Linked DNA regions of Homo sapiens: region 2 is linked to region 1. The links are chromatin contacts, found by Hi-C or POLR2A ChIA-PET in ENCODE. All regions are on one chromosome and are shown on one strand. The core of a region is the stretch at or near the end of the contact, and the rest is flanking DNA. Distances in the headings are between cores, read along the strand shown.

The links. A loop is a pair of places that touch in the nucleus more often than their neighbours do. ChIA-PET counts read pairs that join two places held with the same protein, here RNA polymerase II (POLR2A). Pooled maps may share reads with other maps.
Region 2: a loop to region 1 is called in a pooled map, with 4 times the contacts of the local background. The contact joins two enhancer-like sites. A Hi-C loop is called at or near these places in 2 of 37 single-sample maps with no recorded cell type and 2 of 50 pooled maps. POLR2A ChIA-PET finds 5 or more read pairs at or near these places in 2 of 52 experiments (GM12878 and activated naive CD8-positive, alpha-beta T cell).

What each region holds. Positions count from the first base shown.
Region 1 is chr17:77,460,447-77,466,996 of GRCh38, reverse strand. The region is part of intron 3 of SEPTIN9 (septin 9); the gene reads right to left. LOC105371903 (a long non-coding RNA gene) reads left to right here and starts at 6,105. Exons shown (of 3, transcript XR_934990.3): 1 at 6,105-6,150. RefSeq lists enhancers at 1-239, 240-991, 943-1,072, 1,673-1,732, 4,411-4,610 and 4 more. Within about 2 kb of position 1,571, at least 26 of the 41 ENCODE cell types and tissues checked have a DNase peak (open chromatin) inside an H3K27ac peak, as active enhancers do; they include GM12878, where a contact is called at or near this core.
Region 2 is chr17:77,105,702-77,112,663 of GRCh38, reverse strand. It overlaps a transcript of SEC14L1 not described here. Among named protein-coding and RNA genes, the nearest start is that of MIR6516, 20 kb to the right of the region's middle. RefSeq lists enhancers at 4,793-5,122, 5,236-5,900, 5,963-6,012. Within about 2 kb of position 4,354, at least 5 of the 41 ENCODE cell types and tissues checked have a DNase peak (open chromatin) inside an H3K27ac peak, as active enhancers do; they include GM12878, where a contact is called at or near this core.

The DNA.
Region 1 (6,550 bases), core at 322-2,821:
GTAGAAGTCCTCTAATGTACCAGACCCAGCCCTGACCCCCACAGAGCCCAGCCGAGCACTAAAAGGTGCAGAGGCCGAGCTGAGCACCAGGGGAACACTGACCCCAGGGCTGACCGGTGCTGTGCGTGCACTCTACAGTTTACAGACGGCTCACATTTACTCGATCGCATCTGACCCTCTCCTGCGAGGCCTTCCTCAGATTCTCCGTTCCCTAAAGTCATCAGTTGTGCCTTCTGAAATCAGAGCAAAGTAATAAAACTGCAGTAATAGCGTGTTCTTATGAACGCTGTGATGTTAGCTGGTTAAATGAGGGAGCCCCCAGGGTCTCCCACACTGCCCCGACCCTGTGTGCCTTCTGGTCCTGGCCTACCCTCCACACCTCCTGCTTCTCTTCTTTCTCCTCCTCCCGAGGACCCAGGGCCTGGGGTTGACCTACTGTGGGACTCCAACGGTGACCTCCTGGAAGAAATGCCCGCTTCTTCCTTCCACCCAGTAGTGACCCCTGGCTCGCTCACGCTCACGCAGCTAACACAGGCAGCAGCCGGAACCTGGAAGCTCCTGGGGTGGGAGCCTGTCCCCTCCCAGGCCCTTCCAGCCCGAACTCCGGGAAGGAGCTACATTCATATGGTAATTTCTCCCAAGGCTGGGAGGGGGAAGGGGCCTGGCCCGGGCCTGACCACTTTCCTGAGGCTGCGCCCACTGGGCCCTCCAAGCCAGCTGGGCTCCTCGGCTGCATCTCTGAGGGATGGTAACAGACTACAGTGCAAACTGCCTACCGGCTGGCTGGGCAGTGGGTGCCCAGATGCGGGCCAGGGCCTTCGCTTTACAGGCTGTGTGGTGGTTTAAAGTGGGCACTTTCATGGGCACACATTTGTGTTACAGTTTACTCGTGTGTGTGTGTGTGTGTGTGTGTGTGTGTGTGTGTGTGTGTGTGTGTGTGTGACAGTCCAGAAACATGGTAACTTATAGCTTCCCCAAGACGTTGGCCCTGGGAGACCTGCCCACCTGGGGGCCCCAGCACTTCCAGCCTCCCCCAGGAAGGTCTTGTCTCCCTTGGTTTGAAGTTGGCCCCAGGGAAGAATCCTCTCAGAAAAATAAAAGTCACTTCCCCCAGCCTCAGCCCAGCCTCCTTCCAGGGGTGAGTTACACCAAACTCACCCTCTCCCTCCCCTCCCACTTCCTCTCTCACGCTGCAACTAGCTGCAAGTGGCTCACCCACCCAGGCCTGCCAGTCTACCACAGAAAAGACACTCGAACTTTGCATTTCCCCTTTCTGACTTGTTCTGGGCTCCAACAGGCAAAGGAAACTGGAAGTCAGCAGCCAGGACCCAGCTGCAGGCCCCCGGGGTCACTCTGCGTCCCCACCCCAGCCCCACCCATCCCTGCGTTGATTCAATGTCCATTCATCCTAGTTCATGGAGCGAGGCCTGGACTCAAGATAAAACAAAGGGGGCTTTGGCCTCCTGGGGCTCACAGTGCCCGGTGCCGGCGAGACAACCTCAGAGCACAGCACAGAGAAATGGCTGCGACACGGACTCGCAGCACCTGGCTGGCCAAGCACAGCAATGCACCCCCACCAGGCCTGGGTCCCTCAGCAGACACATGGCTTAAAGGCTGGTTGGCTAAACCACATGATCTTGCAATTACCCAAGAGAAATGAAAACATGTTCACACAAAAACCTGTAGACCAGCACTCACTGCAGAATTCTTCACAACAGAATTATGCCAAAAAGCAGAAACAACCCAAATGTCCATCAGCAGATGAAGAGATACACAGTGTGGTCTATCCACGATGGAATATTATTCGGCCATGAAAAAGAATGAAGCACCAGCACCTGCTACAATGTGGATGAGCCTTGAAAATATTCTACCAAGTGAAAGGAGCCAGACACCAAGGCCACATACTGTACGATTCCACTTATACAAACTATCTAGAACAGGTGAATTCATAGAGACGAAGGCAGATGAGCGGTGGCTAGGGGCTGAGAGCCCGGAGTTGGGAATGGGGATTGGCTAATGGGGGCAGGGTCTCTTTTGGGGATGATGAAATGTGCTGGGATTAATGGCGATGGCTGTGTAACTGTGATGGTTAATTTCCTGTGTCAGCCGGGCGCAGTGGCTCATGCCTGTAATCCCAGCACTTTGGGAGGCTGAGGCGGGTGGATCACGAGGTCAGGAGATTGAGACCACGGTGAAACCCCATCTCTACTAAAAATACAAAAAAAAAAATTAGCCGGGTGTGGTGGTGGGCACCTGTAGTCCCAGCTACTCGGGAGGCTGAGGCAGGAGAATGGCGTGAACCTGGGAGGCGAAGCTTGCAGTGAGCCAAGATCGCGCCACTGCACTCCAGCCTGGGCGACAGAGCGAGACTCCGTCTCAAAAAAAAAAAAAAAAATTTCTGTGTCAACTGGACTGGGCTATGGGGCACCTAGGTAACCGGTCAAACATTATTCTGAGTGTGTCTGTGAAGGTGTTTTTGGATGAGTTTAATATTTAACCCTTTTACCTTTTAGAAAGTTCAGCTCACTGCCAGCACTCACTTAATTTTACATAAACACGCTCTTTGAGGCTGAAGCAAATCTGACTGGATGCTCTGTGTGAAAATTAAATATAAAAACTGGCCAGGCGTGGTGGCTCACGCCTGTAATCCCAGCGCTTTGGGAAGCCGACATGGGCCAATTATTTGAGGTCAGGGGTTCGAGACTAGCCTGGTCAACCTGGTGAAACACCGTCTCTACTAAAAATACAAAAAATTAGCCACGTGTGGTGGCAGGCACCTTGTAATCCCAGCTAAACTCAGGAGGCTAAGACTGGAGAATCACTTGAACCCAGGAGGCAGAGGTTGCAGTAAGCCGAGATCGTGCCACTGCACTCCAGCCTGGGCAACAGAGAGAGTCCGTCTCAAAAAACAAAAAAATTAAAAAGAAAAAAAATTTTTTAAATTGTTCCTGCAGTTATTTCTAAGCAAAACAACAGAGTCATCTGAGTCGTCTATTCTGGAAAAATCAGATTCATCAAATGAATCTTCAGCCAACAACTGATCAAGAACAATGTTAACATCACTTGTAGGAATGCTGTGTTCTCTAGGATTTGACATTTTCAGCGATCGAGAATTACTATTTTTTTTTAAATTTTATTTATTTATTTATTTTTTGAGATGGAATCTTGCTCTGTCGTCCAGGCTGGAATGCAATGGCGCGATCTCGGCTCACTGCAACCTCTGCCTCCCGGGTTCAAGCAATTCTCCGGCCTCGGCCTCCCAAGTAGCTGGGATTACAGGTGCCTACCACCACGCCTGGCTAATTTTTGTATTTTTAGTAGAGATGGGATTTCACCATGTTGGCCAGGCTGGTCTCCAACTCCTGGCCTCAGGTGATCAGCCTGCCTCAGCTTTCCCAAGTGCTAGGATTACAGGCATGAGCCACCACACCCAGCTGAGAATTACCATTTTTTTTTAAAGGAAATACCACTACTAAAAATGGAATGCTATAAACAGAATGATGTCTTTTGTTTCCAAAGTCGATATACTAGAGTGATGTGAAAATAATAATAAAAGCAAGATACTTCCCGGCAAATTTATCTTGGGGTGAACGCTGCAGCCACAAGCACTGCTGGTGAGTATTCTCGGGGCAAACAGGAAAAGGGTGCAATCAGGAGCCTGGGTAAAGCAGACTGTGTGCTCTGATGGGGGTGGGCCTCACCCGATCAGTTGAAGGCAACAGGGCTTGGAACGCACACTCCAAGATACAGTGCCTTGGCATAGTAAATATTTTCAGCTGAAGGAATTTAAGAAATGGCAGGTCCAAGAAGAACTCACTGACCTGCCCCTTCTCTGAAGTAGATCATAAGCCCCTCACGTAAGAGGTGCCCTCCCTACACCCAGCGGAAAGGAACAGCCTCATCTCCAGAGACAGAGGATCTGAGAGGGGCCCCAGTACACAGGTCTTGCCGAGACCCCCACGGGCTCACTGTTCAGCTCATCTTTTGTTGCTCTGTCACAGTTTCCCACGACTTTCCACTCTTCATCAAACCCAGCATAAAAACGCTCAGGCCTAGGCTAGGCACAGCAGCTCACACCTACAATCCCAGCACTTTGGAAGGCCAAGGTGGCCAGATCACTTGAGGTCAGGAGTTGAAGAACAGCCTGGCCAACATGGTAAAACCCCATCCCTACTAAAAATACAAAAATCAGCCGGGTGTGGTGGCACACGCCTGTAGTCGCAGCTACTTGGGAGGCTGAGGCATGAGAATGGCTTGAACCCAGGAGACAGAGGTTGCAGTGAGCAGAGATCATGCCACTGCACTCCAGCCTGGGCAAAAGACAAGCAAAAGAAATAAACAAAAAAACTGCTCAAAACAAGCAACAAACAAATTTAAAAAACAAGCAAAACAAATAAAAACTGTTCAGGCCTAGGCCGGGCACAGTGGCTCACACCTGTAACCCCAGCACTTTGGGAGGCCAAGGCAGGAGGATTGCTCGAGCCCAGGAGTTTGAGACCAGCCCGGGCAACATAGTGGGACCCTGTCTCTACAAAAAATAAAAAATTAGCCAGGCGGGGTGGCACATGCCTGTAGTCCCAGCTACTTGGGAGTCTGAGCTGGGACTTAAGAGTGGGTTCAGAGCAGCTCCCGGGGCCGGCAGCTGGGCCCCAGCTTGAGCCCAGGAAGTCAAGGCTGCAGTGAGCCGTGATCGGGCCACTGCTCTCCAGCCTGGACGTGCGACAGAGTGAGACTTTGTCTCAAAACAAAACAAAAACCGCTCAGGCTAACGGTTTCTCTGGGTCTTCATTTCCTTATGAAGGCTCGGTGTCAAGTAAAACTTACTTGAATTGTTATGCTTGTTTCCTGTTAATCTCTGTCAGTCTAATTTCCAGGGTCCCAGCCAATGAATCCAAAACCGATAGAAGGAAAGGGTTTTTTCTCAGATTTTGTTCTGATCAGGTCTTTGTAATTTTGTGACAAAGGCCTGAAGGTCTGAATAGGAGGACACAAGGCCTGAGTGAGAGAGAATTCTTCCCGCTTAACCGCCTTCAACCTGGAACATCAGATTTTTCCTGCTTCAGACTCAAACTGACACATGCGCTTTTCCTGGGTCTCGGGACTGGAACGACGCCATTGGCTCTCCTGGGTCTTGGGCCTTCAGGTGGACACCAGAGCCGCAACATGGGCTCTCCCGTGTCTCCAGCCTGCTGATTTACTCTGCCAATCTTGGCACTTGCCAACCTCTGTAATGAGGTGAGCCAACTCCTCATAATAATAAATCTCTTTATCTAAACACACGTACACACCTTCTATTGGTTCTGTTTCTCTGGATGACCCTAATACAATCACTTTGTGAATACAGCAAAACCATTGAACTGTAGATTTTAAAAAGGTCAACGTCACAGTATGTGAATTCTATCTCCATAAAGCTATCACTTAAACAGCAACAAGAAGCTGGTGAGCCCTGTGCACTCCTCTGCAAACAAGAGCAGGGACAGCGTCGTCCTTGCCCTCGGATGTCCCCAGCCTCCAGCCCGAGTCTAGGAACATCTTTCATGTGTCCCCTCCTTCAATTCTGTAGCCCAAGGGTGGGGGCGGTCCTCAGCCTGGTACCTTCTCTGCAGCTCCTCACCCTCTCCTCACACCAGCCAATGGACACAGAGGTCCCCCCATGGATTTTTATTTTTATTTATTTATTTTTATTTTTTTGAGACAGAGTCTCACTCTGTCGTCCAGGCTGGAGTGCAGTGGTGTGATCTCGGCTCACTGCAACCTCCGCCTCCTGGATTTGAGTGATTCTCCTGCCTCAGCCTCCCGAGTAACTGGGATTACAGGCACGTGCCACCACACCCAGCCAATTTTTTGTATTTTTACTAGAGGTAGGGTTTCTCCATGTTGGCCAGGCTGGTCTCGAACTCCTGACTTCAGGTGATCCACCCGCCTCAGCCTCCCAAAGTGCTGGGATTAGAGGTGTGAGCCACCAAGCCCAGCCTCCCCACAGATTTTTAAAAGGGCCCTGGGTAACACAGACTGGGATCTGCTAAGTCACTAAATGACCCTTTTAAATAAAGAAGGAAGTCATAAACCTCCACTTAAAAGGAGTGGGGGATGGCAACAGAAACACAGCCAGTCAGAAGCCGGAAGGGTCTCACTCAACTCATCCCCAAGGTCTCTGGGCAGAAGGGACAAGGGAAAACCTGCCTCCCAAACACCCCACTCGGCACCCCACTCCCCGGATGCAAGATGCAGCTGTGCATAGCGGCAGCAGTGAGGACCCTGGCCTGGCAGGCCCCCACATCCCTTGCTGAGGGCTCCAGGGGCCAGGGCTGCTCAACAGGACCAAGAGGAAATGACCACAGGAGCCCCCAGCTGCTGGGGGTGGCCCCCGCGGTTTCCTGGGCCATTTCTGGTGAACCCACTCCAAATCTGGAAGAGGCCCAAGCCCTCTCGCTCCCCGTATCCCAAACCCCAGCCACGCCAGCCAGGAGCCTTGGGGGATGAGAAAAAATTCAATTAAGCCCCACTGTGCTGGGTGACATAGGACCCAGAAGGAGAGGGGCCCCTGGAC
Region 2 (6,962 bases), core at 3,105-5,604, 360 kb after region 1:
TCCACCCACCTCGGCCTCCCAAAGTGCTGGGATTACAGGTGTGAGCCACCACGCCTGGCCGCCTAAATACTTTTCAATTCATCTTTGTAACTGTTAACTGTTCAGGAACAGTATGCACTTCTCAGGGCTGTCCTGAGAGGTGGATTAATGAACATTGCAAAGACGTCAATATAGACTATAAATGAGATTTCATTCTTCTCATTTCAAAAGCAGTATGTGTATTCCTGGGAAAACTTCTGAAAATATAGATAAGAGAAAAGGATTAAGGGAAATCCTACCACTTAGAAATTATAATTCTTAACTTTTTATTATATACCTGTGATTGGCAACATAATAGCCCCCCTGCATTAGTCTGTTCTCACACTGCTATGAAGAGAGACCCGAGACTGGCTAATTTATAAGTAAAGAGGTTTAATGGACTCACAGTCCTGCATGGCTAGGAAAGTCTCAGGAAACTTACAATCATGGTGGAAGGCAAAGGGGAAGAAAGGCACTTTCTTCACAGGGCAGTAGGAAGGAGAAGTGCTGAGCAAAGCGGGGAAAGGGCCCTTATAAAACCATCAGATCTCCTGAGAACTCACTCACTAACACGAGAACAGCCTGGCAGTAACTGCTCCCATGATTCAGTTACCTCCCACCGGGTTCCTCCCAGGACACTTGGGAATTATGGAAACTATAATTCAAGATGAGATTTGGGTGGGGGACACGGACAAACTGTATCATTCTGCCCCTGGCCCCTCCCAAATCTCATGTCCTCACATTTCAAAACACAATCATGCCTTTCTAACTGTCTCCCAAAGTCTTAGCTTATTCCAGCATTAACCCAAAAGTCCAAGTCCAAAGTCTCATCTGAGACAAGGCAAGTCCCTTCCTCCTATGAGCCTGTAAAATTGAAAGCAACTTAATTACTTCCTACATACAATGGGGGTTCAGGCATTGGGTAAATATACCCACTCTACACGGAAGAAATTGGGTAAAACAAAGGGGCTACAGGCCCCATGCAAGTCCAAAATCTAATAGGGCAGTCATTAAACCTTAAAGTTCCAAATGATCCCCTTTGACTCCATGTCTCACATCCAGGTCACACTGATGCAAGAGGTGGGCTCCCATGGCCTTGGGCAGCTCCATCCCTGTGGCTTTTTGGGGTTCAGCCCCCCTCCCGGCTGCCGGCTGCTTGCACTGGCTGGCCTTGAGTGTCTGTGGCTTTTGCCCCACTGCACTCCAACCTGGGCGACAAAGCGAGACTCTGTCTCAAAAAAAAAAAAAACACTTCAAAAGAACTTTGGTCTCCACAATCTTTTATCTTAACCTCAACATTCCCTTTCTATCAATCCCACGTCTTTAGACAAACTCAGCCAAAAAATTGTCAACCAAAAAATCTTTAAATTCACGTATAGCCCGGAATCCCACCCCCGGCTTTGAGTTGTCCCGCCTTTCTGGACCACACACATGTATTTTTTTTTTTTTTTTTTCTTTTTGAGACAGAGTCTCGCTCTGTCACCCAGTGCAATGGCACAACCTCGGCTCACTCCAACCTCTGCCTCCTGGGTTCAAGCGATCCTTCTGCCTCAGCTTCCCGAGTAGCTGGGATTACGGGTGCCTGCCACCATACCCGGCTAATTTTTGTATTTTTGCAGAGATGAGGTTTCACCATGTTGGCAAGGCTGGTCTCAAATTCTTGACCTCAAGTGATCCTCCTGCCTCGGCCTCCCAAAGTGCTGGGATTACAGGAGTGAGCCACTGTGCCCAGCCCCAATGTATTTCTTTTTTTTTTTTTTTTTTTTTTGAGACAGAGTCTCACTCTGTCGCCCAAGCTGGAGTGCAGTGGCACAATCTTGGCTCACTGCAAACTCCCGGGTTCACACCATTCTCCTGCCTCAGCCTCCCGAGTAGCTGGGACTACAGGTGCCTGCCAACACGCCCAGTTAATTTTTTGTATTTTTTTTTAGTAGAGATGGGGTTTCACCCTGTTAGCCAGGATGGTCTCAATCTCCTGACCTCATGATCCACCCACCTCAGCCTCCCAAAGTGCTGGGATTATAGGCATGAGCCACCGCGCCCAGCCAGCCCCAATGTATTTCTTAAATGTATTTGATTGATGTCTCATACCTCTCTAAAATGTTTAAACCAAGCTGCGTCCTGACCACCATGGGCAAATGTTCTCAGGACCTCCTGAGGGCTGTGTCTCTGGCCATGGTCACTCATATTTGGCTCAGAATAAATCTCTTCAAATATTTTATACACTTCGACTCTTTTCATCAACAATCATCACCCAGGGCAAAGTTATTCCCAGAGCCACTTCCATAACTGATGGCTGCAAGATCCAGGCTCTCTAAAGGGAGGCTGAGGACAGTGACCCTAGGAAACAATCATTTTTCTTTTTGTCCAACAATGCAAGCCACTTCCTCTCTCTGCAACCAAGAATGCGTTTCCTTTCCGGAGCTCAGTCAACCAGTGTAATTACTCGAGCAGAAAAGTCACCTTTCAGAGCTTGGTGTTCTGAGACAGGAAGGCTTCTTATGTATTCCTTGGAAGACAAAGAATGTTCCTCAATGAAAACCGGGTAAACAACTCCATGCCTCTATTCTGGGTAACATGACAAAAGTTAAAAGGAAGCAGTTGGCCTGAAGTCAGTTCCAACTATTGTGTTGCTTGCACAGAAAGTACGGAATTAAAAAGCATGGGGGAGTCCAGTGGATTCCAAGAAAATGTTTGCGAGCCTACAAATTATGATGAATTATGATGCTATTTTCAAAAAAAGAGGCATATTAGGATATCAGCATTTTACGCATTTAGTTAATGTAACAGCTAACAGTCTGCTAAACTGTGGTGAGGCTGGGGACTCTAGTGGCTGGAAATGAGTAGATGCTAAGTACTGGTAGACTGTTTTGTTCCTTTTAGAACATATGGAACGGCATATCCTTCCAAGGCTGAGCATTAAACAATAAAAGCTACAGAAAGCAAAGAGAAAATATACCTTTGAACAGTTAGTTTCAGTTCGTTCTCTTTCAGAGTGTTAAACAAAAATCATAGGAGGCCCTTGTTTTGGACTAAACTCCTGCACTAGGCCCCAAAAGACCAGACAAAAATCAAAATGGAGTCACCCGTGCTCAGCAAACCAACACTGAGTTGTTATCTGACTTCCCAAGAAATCAGGCGAGAGAAATAGCAGCCTAATTTCCCAAGGAGGCCAGTTTCAGTCTCAAGTCAGCATGCTAATGAAGTTCCCTCTGTTTTAACCCTTACAACAAACAGTAACTTGGTGGGCTCTGTGACCCACGCCTATGATCCCAGCACTTTGGGAGGCCCAGGCAGGAGGATCACGTGAGGCTGGGAGTTTGAGACCAGCCTGGGCAACATAGCAAGATATCATCTCTATAAGAAAAAAGAGATGTAACTGTGACTGGTTATCTTTTTCTTGTTGTCTTTGTATTGTCCTGTATCTCTTCCTGCCTTACAAAGAATTTAACTTTGAAATGACCAATATGCTTTTTGTTCTGTTTCTGCTTTCTTCAGCCCTTAGTCTATAAAGCCAAACCCCAGGCTGGGTGCGGTGGCTCACGCCTGTAATCCCAGCACTTTGGGAGGCCAAGGCAGGATGATCACCTGAGGTCAGAAGTTTGAGTCCAGCCTGACCAACATGGTGAAACCCCATCTCTACTAAAAATACAAAAATTAGCTGGTGTGGTGGCTGGCACCTGTAATCCCAGCTACTTGGGAGGCTGAGCCAGAAGACTCGCTTGAAACCGGGAGGCAGAGGTTGCAGTGAGCTGAGATCAAGCCACTGCAGTTCAGCCTGGGTGACAGAACCAAACTCTGTCTCAAAAAAAAAAAAAGAAACAGATGACATATACATTCTTTTTTTTTTTTTTTTTTGGAGACAGAGATGAATGTATATATACATGTCAGCTGTTTCTTTTTTTTTGAGACAGAGCCTGGCTCTGTCGGCCACACTGGAATGCAGTGGCATGATCTTGGCTCACTGCAACTTCCGCCTCCCAGGTTCAAGCGATCCTCCTGCCTCAGCCTCCTGAGTAGCCCAGACTACAGGCATGCACCACCATGACTGGCTAATATTTTTGTATTTTTAGTAGAGACAGGGTTTCGCCATGTTGCCCAAGCTGGTCTCAAACTCCTGACCTCAAGCCATCTGCCCGCCTCTGCTCCCAAAGTGCTGGGATTACAGGCGTGAGCCACCACACCTGGCCTATACATTCATATTCTATGCTGGGGTCCCATCCCTCTGGCCCTCTGTTTCAGTTACCTGTGGGAAGAACCCACACGAACCATAGGGCTGCCACCTCCCAACTGTCCAGAGGAGACACACTGGACCCAGGTCTGTAGCAAGGGCTTCCTGCCGGACAGAACTGGGTTATGACGACCACGTTTAATGCAGAAACTCGGGACTCTGGATGGGGAAAGTGGAGCTCAGATAGTGCCGAGATGAGTCATCACCATGGGCTTTATTGAGCACATTTATATGGCAGCACTGCACACTCGCCCAAACAGCTGGAGGAAAGCTGCTCAAATGGGGAGAATCTAAGTCCGTGTGTGTGTGCGTGCGCATGGTATGGGGGGGCATGGAACAGGGGGCTGAAAACTGACACAAACATTTATACTGGCTGGGAGCAGTGGCTCACACCTGTAATTTTAACACTTTGGGAGGCGGAGGTGAGAGGATCGCTGGAGCCCAGGAGTTTGAGACCAGCCTGGGCAACATAGTGAGACCCCGTCTCTGTTTTTAAATAAATAAATAAAAAGTCAATACCAAATTGTGTTCAGAGACTGTGGGCTAAAACCAGCCAGCATGGCTCCTTTCTCAAAGGGACTTTCAGGCATCTGTGATAGTGTCAGCAAGCTCCAAGTAAAGCTTGAAAACCAACTCAGCCGTCAGCGCGTGGGAAACCTTTAGAACGCCACTGTGGAGAAGCCTTTGCTGTTGTTGCAAGAAAGTCAAGGAGGGCACCTTTACGTCACCGGGAATCCCCCAAGCCCCTCGGTGTGTGAGGAGGTTGCGGTTTATTCTGCCATCCACCGTTGTGGGTGGGGATCTTCTGACCTGGTCTACGGACTCCTGTATCTCATTTCTCTTTCCTGTTTTCTTGGACTTTCTCAATCTCTCTCCCCCTCTCTCCTTTTCATCTATGTCTTCATTAACTAGCATAACATAGAATAGAAATATATAATAGATTTTTTGTTTACTGAAAATACTTTTGAATTTTTTTCCATTTTTCATTAGTTTGAAACTACACGAAGGAGACTCTTTCTTTTCGTTCCTACCCAGCGCTCAATAGCTGTGTGACCTTGGCAAGTGATCGTCCCTGAGCCTCCATCCCTGTCTTTAAAGTGGAGATAAGGATGCCAGTCTCAGAAACTGTTCTGAGGATTAAATACCCAGAGCCTGGTGCCTGGAGCCTGGACCCCGGAGCCCGGAGCCTGGCGTGGGCTAAGTGGTCCTGAAGTGGAAGTGAGTTTTTGTTTGTGGCTCTTTGTTCTTTCCCCTGTGGGTCCACGGTGGTTGGCTGAATAAATTAGATTCTCCCCTGCCCCAGACTCTCAAGTCATTAAAGCTCTTCATTGATCAGCTGCTTCTCTCCAGTACTTAAGTGATCCTTGATGGTATATTACACCCCATGGGGGATGTGTGAACTCTTTTAGGTGATATGCAAATTACTGCTTTTCTGCAAAATGCCACCCTGGTGGCCGGATACAAGCATTCATGGGGAGTCAGCAAGGTGAACAGCAAAGAAAAGCCCGGGGCTGGAGAAGGAGAACGCAGCCTATTTCTCTCCTGAGAACCAAATAATTTTTCTTTTTTATTTTTTTTGAGAAAGGGTCTCACTCTGTTGCCTAGGTTGGAGTGCAGTGGCGCCACCAGGGCTCACTGCAGCCTCAACTTCCTGGGCTTAAGTGATTTTTCTCACTTCAGCCTCCTGAGTAGCTGGGACCACAGGTGCGGGCCACCACACCCAGCTAATTTATTTATTTATTTATTTTTTGAGATGGAGTCTCGCTGTGTTGCCCAGGTAGAGATGGGCTTTCACTATGTTAGCCAGGCTGGTCTCGAACTCCTGACCTCAGGTGATCCACCCGCCTCAGCCTCCCATAATTTTTTTGTTGTTTTATCTTTTTGAGATAAAGTCTCACTCTGTTGCCCAGGCTGGAGTGCAGTGACACGATCTCGGCTCACTGCAACCTCCGCCTCCCGGGTTCAAGCGATTCTCCTGCCTCAGTCTCCCGAGTAGCTGGGACTTCAGGTGCGTGCCACCACGTCCAGCTAATTTTTGTATTTTTAGTAGAGACGGGGTTTCACCATATTGGCCAGGCTGGTCTCAAACTCCTGACCTTGTGATCCGCCCACCTTAGCCTCCCAAAGTGCTGGGATTACAGGTGTGAGCCACCACACCTGGCCTCCTATAATTTTGAAATTATTTGTAGAAGACAGTCTCACTATGCTGCTCAGGCTGGTCTCCAACTCCTGGGCTCAAGCCATCCGCCAACCTCGGCTTCCCCAAGTGCTGGGATTACAGGCGAGAGCCACCATGCCCTGCCAGAACCAAATAATTTCAATGTCCCCTGGCCACGGAGAAGGAAAGTACAGGGTGATTTCCTTGATTCGTGGCAAAATTAGGTAGACGAACTGATATCCAGACTGACTTTTCCTTTTTTTTTTTTTCCTCTGAACTCTACTTATCTGCTTAAAAACAGAATCTCTCAAAATAATTCAACTGTCACAAATCCCCTCCCTGGGGCTTTTTAGGGAGTTTTGCACTAGGGAAGATTGTCTCCTCTCACCAGTCCCTCACCAGGATAAGCAATCACCTAAACAGCTGTTGTCACAAGACTAACATAAATCCCACCTGTGCTCCTCTGGGCCCATTCATCCTTCCTAAGAGTCCCCTGCTTCATGAAGATGGTATACAAGCCCCAGATCCTAACCACTTAACCTTGAGTCACATTTT